Linked DNA regions of Homo sapiens: all the other regions are linked to region 2. The links are chromatin contacts, found by Hi-C or POLR2A ChIA-PET in ENCODE. All regions are on one chromosome and are shown on one strand. The core of a region is the stretch at or near the end of the contact, and the rest is flanking DNA. Distances in the headings are between cores, read along the strand shown. Region 1 has its middle 47 kb from the start of NDUFV2. Region 2 has its middle 32 kb from the start of MTCL1. Region 3 has its middle 120 kb from the start of NDUFV2.

What was found. A loop is a pair of places that touch in the nucleus more often than their neighbours do. ChIA-PET counts read pairs that join two places held with the same protein, here RNA polymerase II (POLR2A). Pooled maps may share reads with other maps.
Region 1: a loop to region 2 is called in a pooled map, with 2.5 times the contacts of the local background. The contact joins two enhancer-like sites. A Hi-C loop is called at or near these places in 1 of 168 maps with a recorded cell type or tissue (left colon), 1 of 37 single-sample maps with no recorded cell type and 2 of 50 pooled maps. POLR2A ChIA-PET finds 5 or more read pairs at or near these places in 2 of 52 experiments (activated B cell and activated CD8-positive, alpha-beta memory T cell).
Region 3: a pooled map shows a loop between it and region 2 (2.1-fold over the local background). The contact joins two enhancer-like sites. A Hi-C loop is called at or near these places in 5 of 168 maps with a recorded cell type or tissue (GM11168, HAP-1, Jurkat and 2 more) and 2 of 50 pooled maps. POLR2A ChIA-PET finds 5 or more read pairs at or near these places in 3 of 52 experiments (MCF 10A, OCI-LY7 and activated T-cell).

The regions. Positions count from the first base shown.
Region 1 is chr18:9,054,188-9,057,009 of GRCh38, forward strand. No RefSeq gene overlaps it. Among named protein-coding and RNA genes, the nearest start is that of NDUFV2, 47 kb to the right of the region's middle. RefSeq lists a silencer at 1,283-1,392. Within about 2 kb of position 1,289, at least 3 of the 41 ENCODE cell types and tissues checked have a DNase peak (open chromatin) inside an H3K27ac peak, as active enhancers do.
Region 2 is chr18:8,672,537-8,675,236 of GRCh38, forward strand. No RefSeq gene overlaps it. Among named protein-coding and RNA genes, the nearest start is that of MTCL1, 32 kb to the right of the region's middle. Within about 2 kb of position 1,260, at least 2 of the 41 ENCODE cell types and tissues checked have a DNase peak (open chromatin) inside an H3K27ac peak, as active enhancers do.
Region 3 is chr18:8,981,662-8,984,361 of GRCh38, forward strand. No RefSeq gene overlaps it. Among named protein-coding and RNA genes, the nearest start is that of NDUFV2, 120 kb to the right of the region's middle. Within about 2 kb of position 1,275, at least 5 of the 41 ENCODE cell types and tissues checked have a DNase peak (open chromatin) inside an H3K27ac peak, as active enhancers do.

The DNA of each region.
Region 1 (2,822 bases), core at 39-2,538, 380 kb after region 2:
CTGTAAAATAGGGATGATAGCATCTTTTCTTGGTGATGCTGCGAGGAAAAGGAGTTAATATGTGTAAAGACATTTAGAAAGGCCCTGGCACACAGTAAATGTTAGTTACTGCTATAGAAGTTGCTGAATGAATGATTTCAACAATAGTCCATGTGGAACATGTAAACCAATTAAATATTTGTTCCTAAAGGAACAGAATATTTATAGACATATAGCCTATTTATTTTCTTCTATTGAGCAGCTGACAGTAATAGTGGATGTACATGTTTGTCTTCTTAATAGGAAAGAAGTAGGCTTAGGTTGACTGAGTGCCTACTGTTTGCTAGGCACAGTATAGATATCTTTTCACCTTATTCTCAAAACAAGCCTGAGAATTAGATATTTTATCCTCGTTTTTCTTAGGCAGAAACTTGCCCAAAGTTGCACATCTCGCTCCAAATCACAGTGCCTAGCAAGGTCTAGGCAGGAATTCAAGCCCATCTGACTACAACATACAATGTGTCAACACAGATGTCCACAACTTTGCTTTGTATGTAGCCACCTGAAAGAGAATGAATTAGAATAATTATTTTTGAGGGAGTTCAGTGCCATCAGGTGCCAAATTATTTATTTGCAATGCCAAATTGTATGGTTTTCTATTTAAACAGAGCTTTGGTCTAGGTGTAACTGTAATATTCTAGATAGAATATTACTTGTCTAGTGGCCTATCTCACAAGAAAATAAATAAATAAAATAAAAATATTGCTGGAATTTGAAGGATAAATCAATATAGATGCCTCAGAAAAGATGGGGTAGGGTGAGTGGAGTAATAATTTTGGGAAATGTAATGACCAGAAAATAAACTATCACTATTGCTGCATTTTGCTTTTGTCCAATATTCTCTTGGCATGTATGGACATGAACTACCATTCAGTGAAACTGACATGTTCTCTCTCCTTTGAGAAGGATCATGGAGGTTTCTGGTGCCATCGTTTTAAATGTTCCAAATAGAAGCAAACATCTACTGTTAGAAAAGTAAACCAAGTGAAGAAAAGAAAAGAAAATGACTTGCATTCTTTTGCATAGATATGGCTATATCAAGTAATTAGGGTTGTACTAAAGAGGTTGGGAATATATTTTATTTATTTGCTTATGTGACTTTTACTCATTATTTTCATTTTGTGGTGAGTAAAGGGAAAAATGTAGTAAGAACAAAATGACCTTTCCATTTTGTCCTAAAACCAAACAGGAAGAGGGAGTACTGCCATCTTTTGGTTACACAATATAATAATTTTAAATCGTTACACTTAACAACAGCCAGATGAATGCCAATATTAGTCATCACCAAATGAACAGAAACACTGACTTACCTGGCATGAGTTAGTTCCTTAGACTATTTCTTCATAATAGCTTTCTTCTGCAAAGTAATCACAGAGACTCCAAAATCTCATTTTTCTTTCAATTGTAGACAGAAAGAGAAAGTACTGGTGGGCTAAGTAGATTATCTTAAAGAGCACTGACAGTTCTAATATTTGTATTTAATGATTCTAAAGCATTCAGAGTAAACAAAGATAAAAGAGAACTTTTAATTACTAAAGTCAATTTCACAATTGCCCCAGGGGTGAAGAACTTGAGTGCAAGGCTGAACTTCCTTAGACCAAGGAAACACTATGGCAAAGCCTGCCAGGTATCCACTACAGGGCTTCATCTACACCAAGCAAGACAAAAAGTACAGCAAAAACACAATTGGAGCATTCCTGGAATGTTCTTTCTTTTTCTTTTCTTTTTTTTTTTTTTTTTCTTGTGAGAACAGAGTCTTGCTGTGTCACCTAGACTGGAGTGCGGTGGCACAATCTCAGCTCACTGCAACCTCCCCTTCCTGGGATCAAGCAATTCTCCTGCCTCAGCCTCCTGAGTAGCTGGGTGTACAGTCACCCGCCACCACGCCCGGCTAATTTTCGTATTTTTGGTAGAGATAGGGTTTTGCCATGTTGGCCAGGCTGGTCTCGAACTCCTGACCTCAGGTCATCTGCCCGCCTCGGCCTCTCAAAGTGCTGGGATTACAGGCGTGAGCCTCTGCGCCCGGCTGATTTTTTTTTAAGGAAATATGGTACTACAATAGAAGGAAACTAAAGAAGTTTATCAGAGTGTACTATAGAGGGCCGCCTCTCAGTGAGCTGAGTTGGCTGCAGGGAGGCCATAGACACTGTTGTTACAAGACACGTTTTATTAACAGCCATCCTGAAGAAAAGACTTTGAATAGGTTGAGGGTATATATTTTAAAGAGGAAACATTAATTTGAAAAGGAGAAGAATCTGGAAAGGAAATATAATCCCCTCAAATCCTGTCTAGATCCAGAGAAGCAGCTATCCAAATGAGGTTTTTTTAAGGCTCATCAGGGTGGCAGAAAATAGAATATAAAGCCCCGAAGGGGATCTTAAGATATTTGGAATAAAAGGGAAATATGGAAGTGTCATGGCAGTTGAGTGAAAGGAAGTGAACTGAACTTGACATTTATTTGGATAATATCACTTTTCTATATGCGCAGTACTGATATGTTTTTAAAAATAAAAGCACGAAATTTTTGTTATTTGTTATTCTTATTAAGAAGATAAATAAGTAAACATTTTCATAGGGTACCAGAGAGGAGAGCGGGCGAAGGGAGGACCTGGTTTCTAGTCGTAGGTCTCCACTGACTAGCAGGCTGCCCTTATGCCACTTAGACTCCCTGAGTCTTGGTTTCCTCATCTACAAAGTAAGTTCGCTGGATGCCACCATAGCTTCTCAAGCTGAGTTCTGAGGACTCCTCCCCATCTATGAATTATTTTCAGAAGCTGATAGGT
Region 2 (2,700 bases), core at 10-2,509:
TATCTTTTGTTTCTAGTCTGGTTTGCTTGACTAGTCAATGTAGGTGGAGAAACAGTCGCCATGTAGTCCCTATATGGCAGACAAAGCAATTTGTATGCCGGACAAAGATAGCTTATGTGATTGCTCTGAACTCAAGATTTTGACCCATTTGATCTAAGACAGCCCAACTTTTATAAACATGTATCTAGTTATTTTATTTTAGAGTATCAATCCTTCAATTAACTATTCACTCTAAGCAATTGTGAGTCAGGCAAACCTAAATTAACATTTCCAAAAGGTATCTAGTTTGTTGGTTACCATACAGCTGTTGTAACTTGTAAAGCCGTTAATTTGAAAGCCCTTTAAGACATTAAAAAAGAATTTTGCCTGGAATGCCATAAGCAGTGAAATTATCTCAACACCAGCAAAAAAGTCAGCAGATTCGAAGTAGGCAGAAAAAAATAGAGAGAGATAGAGAACTTAGAAGCTCTACATGTTGACTCTATAGTCGGTTGTAGTTTTAAAATTCAGTTCTAAGGGAAAAACAAGCTTGGGGAGCTTGAATGAGCCCCACGATGGTCACTGACTTAAAAACATGCACAAGGGAAGCCTTGTAGCCAGCTGGAGTCCTAGAAAGTTGGCATTCCTTAATGTTTGAGGAACCCATTTCATTTATTATTAATCTCTTGAGAGAAAAGAAAATCCTATCAAGGAGTTTGGATCAGTATCTTAGATGGCAGCAACCACCCTAGTGGCTTTTAATTAACCATCTCATGCCCACCATTTAAAATGTTTATTTTTGAGCCAAGCATGGTAGGCCACAACTATAGCCCCAGCAACTGGAAAGGCTGAGGCAGGAAGATCACTTGAGCCCAGGAGTCCAAGTCCAGCCTGGGTGACATAGCAAGACCATGTCTCAAAAATAAATAAATATATACATAAGAAAGAATGTTTATTTTTGTTCTCAGAAGATGTTCAGAAACAAGCAAGGGAAAAAAAGAGTCAATTCGTTTCTGGACATGTGTAACCCAAACCAACAAAACCAAAATGAAACCAAAATCAGAGTGCTCACACAAATTTTAGCCCAGCTGTGCAGATGAAACCAAGTATTAAACTAGGTACACAGAACCAGAAGTGAAGTCACCCCGAAAGACACGCCTCACAGACAGAATGTAAATTCTGTAGAAAGCAGAGTACTTAAACCAGACAGACGTTGCCCTTATACCAGAAAGGACTCGCCAACGAACAAACAAAAACAAAAACAACCTTTTATAGTCCCAAGACGGACCCAAGGTTCTTTATGAAAGGAGGCCTTATAATAAGATCGGATCCTGAATGAGGTCAAAAGGAACCCATCAAACAGAAGTAGTCCAAGAATCCAAGAGGAGATTCACCAGGACAGAAAGAGCAACTCACGAAAGTGGAGAGCACAAAGGGCTCAGCTGGTACCACATTCAATTCCAGGGCTGCTGATTCACCCTAGGTGAGCTCACTTCTGTCCTACTTCTGACACCATTATGTCAACATAAATAACAAACAGAGAGAGAAGCTGGCTAAAAGAAAGTGGTGTTTATTTGGGAATAGGCATTGTGATGAGAATATGCATGTCTTGGGTAAACTATGTGTGGATTCAGGGAGGTGAAGAAAGACAAATGTTTTTAAAGGGAAAATGAGGATTACATAATTGTTTTGAGATGATTTTCCTTGGCTATAAGGACCAATAACCAGGGTAGTGCCAGTCCAAGTTTGAACAGGCAGTTCCTGGGCAGATGTCCTCACAGAATAATTTTTTTTTTGGTAAGGTTGCGATGACCTTTGTGCAAGGTTGTGGGTTTTGCAGAGTCTTTTGTGATAGTTTTTGTTATCAGGACTTTTAGGCATGAAAATCCTTCCTCCGTGGCCTTCCCTGGCTCTATTTGCCAGGATTTTTAATACAAGTGACTCCATATTGATTCTGACAATTTTCACAGTTTTCACAGCCCTTTTGGGATTAAATGCACTGATATTCATCGTGTCTACCTCTTGTCCTGATCCTGAATGCTATATAATTGTTTGTCAAATCAAATACACACGTAAAATGGAAATAGATAGATACCATTATTATCCTCATTTTACAATGGAAGAACTCAGGCACTGAGGCACAGAGAGGGTTAATAAGTTGCCCAAAAGGTCACACTAGTAAGAGACAGAAGCAAGTAGCATAGTGCAATCTTATGCTAAGAAAGTGGAAGAAAAGAAAGAAAATAAGAAAGAACCTAGTTATTATAGTTAACAATATGGTGTTGTGCACTCAAAAACTTCTTGAGAGAGGTAGATCTCATGCTAAGTATTCTCACCAAAAGAAATAGGAAGGAAGAAAGAAGAAAAGAATAAAGGAGAAAAGAAAGAAAAGCAAGAAGACACAAGAAATTTTGGAGGGGCTGGATATATCTATTACCTTATTTGTGGTGATGGTATCATGGGCCTATGTATTTAAAATGTAAGCACAATTTAAAACAATATTTTCAAGCTATATAGTAGCCAGTCAAATCACTTATGTTAGAATTTAAGGGGAAAAGCAGAAAGCTTAATTAACATAATGTGATAATTACAAATTTGGGAAAAAAGTGAGTCAAATGAATAGAGAAATATTGAAGGTGACTGTGGTTAACAGTCATGTTTCTTTTGGCAGATTTTTAGTTTCTTTAGTTATTTAAAATTATATGGAGTAATGTATATTCT
Region 3 (2,700 bases), core at 25-2,524, 310 kb after region 2:
ATCCGCCTGCCTCAGCCTCCAAAAGTGCTGGGATTACAGGCGTGAGCCACCGCACCCAGGCAGGCTAGCATTGATTTTTGTTCCAATAGCTACTTAGGCTCACTGTTAATGTGGCTTTTGTTGCTTTTTACTGGCTGTTTGCTTCTCATAAGTACCATAGAGGACTTTCTATGTGCTTGTATAATAAATCTTATAAATCCAGTCTAAAAAAATTATGTTTTTTATAGTTTGCCTTGGTAATTCCTAGGCCTGGGAGGGGGACCAGATATATCAGGTGCCCCATGAGAAACCTCTCCTGGGGCAGTACCAGGTACTAGGGAACATGATAAACAGATGCAGACTCAAAGGGTAGCTTCCCTTGTCTGTACAGTAGCTTAATGATGAAGGTGGCTGAGTGGCAGTTCTACCTGGTTCCAGGAACCTCCTCAGCTAGACTTGTTTTTGTTTCTGTTTTGAGACAGAGTCTCATTCTGTCGTCCAGACTGTAGTGCAGTGGTGTGATCTCAGCCCACTGCAACTACCATCTCCTGGGTTCAAACGATTCTCCTGCCTCAGCCTCCTGAGTAGCTGGGATTACAGGTGCCCACCAGCAAACCTGGCTAATTTTTGTATTTTTAGTAGAGACGGGGTTTCGCCATGTTGGTCAGGCTGGTCTCGAACTCCTGATCTCAAGTAATCCACTTACCTTGACTTCCCAAAGTGCTGGATTACAGGCATGAGCCACTGCGCCCGGCCTCAGCTAGATCTTTAAGGCAACGGTTCCCCACCTTTTCAAGTATGAGATGCCATTGTAACATTAGAAAACTTCATAGGTCTCATTAACAGTGCCTGTATCATTCATTTTAAAAATCCTTATTGTCAAGTGACATTTTTTTTTCTTTTGAGTCAGAGTCTCACTCTGTTGCCCAGGCCGGAGTGTACTGATGTGATCGACAAGTGACATTTTAAAATGAATGTTGTGTTTTACAGATGGCAACAGCGCCCTCACATGCTATGTACAATTCAGCCTACGGACGTACTTGGTGGCATTTCAGCGTGATGAGCCTTACAGGGGTTTTCAGACACAGACTTTACTAAGAACAACATGTGGATGGTTTTAAAAGAACTATTGGAATGAGCAGACTACAATTTTCCAACAGTTACTTTCAACACAAATGCATGTGGAAAGCTGAAATCATATGCATCTGTGGTTAGATTCTGGCCTTAACCCTGTGCTGACCTTGAGCTTCCCCGTAATTGTTGGGCTCTTTCTTTGCCTCCAGGCTGAACCATCTGCTGCTTTCTCCCACTACCAGGAACGAAGGGACCTAAGCTCCAATGTGCTCATCCTGGAACACCCAGGCACTTTGCATTTCTCAAAGTTCAGTTCCCCAAGCGCAAGTTTTCTGCTCTGCTGGACAGAACGGCAGCATTTCAATCATTCTCAGGCTTGCTCTGCTCCTGTTCCTACTTGTCCAGGTCCATAAACCCAGGACTCACAGGAAGGGCCCTTCCCCTGGGAGCCGCGTTCAGAGGACAGTGCCTATGGCAGGAGGGAGTGGTCTATGAGCCCCTGGGGCTGGAAGATTCCCCTCCATTCTTCAGTGGCATTTCCCTTGGCACTTGTTTCCTGCTCTCACTACAGACACCTGAACCCTGAAGCTTAACCCCACCTTGAAGCTAGGGCATGGTTACCTAACGTAGGCCTCCCTCCTGTGAAGGCAGGTCTGAGAGGCCATCTGCAGAGAGGCAGGGTTATTCCTGAGGGGTGGGGAGACCATTGCAGAGACTCCAGCTGCTGCCTGACAGTTTCTGAGATGCCTGCCAAGGAAAAAGGAGAATTCTGGTTAGAAGGGAGCTAAAAACTCTGGGGAAGTATTTCAATATCTAATTGAGAGAGAGGCTGAGATGGCAGCTAGGACCACTGTGGAGACAATCTCAGACAATCTCAAGGAGCTTCAACCAAAGCAACCAATGACAGGGGGAGTTCAGATTTCTCTCTTAAATTCTGCAAGGGAGGCCAGTGTGGTGTCTCACACCTGTAATCCCAACACTTTGAGAGGCCAAGGCAGGAGGATCACTTGAGGCCAGGAGTTTAAGACCAGCCTGGGCAATGTAGCAAGTCCCTGTCTCTACAAAAAAAAAAAATTTAGCCAGCGTGGTGGCAAACACCTGTAGTCCCAGCTATTTGGGAGGCTGAGGCAGGAGGATCACTTGAGCCCAAGAGTTCTAGGCTGCAGTGAGCTATGTTCACACCACTGCACTTCAGCCGGGGTGACAGAGCAAGATCTTCTCTCTAAAAAATAAAATAAAAAATAAAAACAAAGCTGCAAGGGGAAGGGGAAGAAGCAGATACTGAGACTTCTCCCAACAAGAGGATAAGCCCCAAAGAAAGACATTTTCTTGAAGGCAAAGTTCAGCTCCTTCATCACGCATCTTTAGTGCTGTGAGCTTTTGTGCTGTTGGCCCTTAGGACCAAGGAGGCAACATGAGTCCAGATCCAGTAGAGCTACTAGTGATGGGCCTGAAGGGAGGGGAGTCTAGACCTGTCCTCCTTATTATTATAAAATTTTAGCCTAATCAGCTTCTGGGAAGCAGTCTAATTAAAAGTGGAAAGAAGCTGAAAGTGGCAGCTAGTCAGCTCCGTGTACAAATCCCAACTCCATGTCTTCTTAGTTGTTGGACCAGCCCAGGCAAGCCCCTGAATCTCCTTATGTCTCA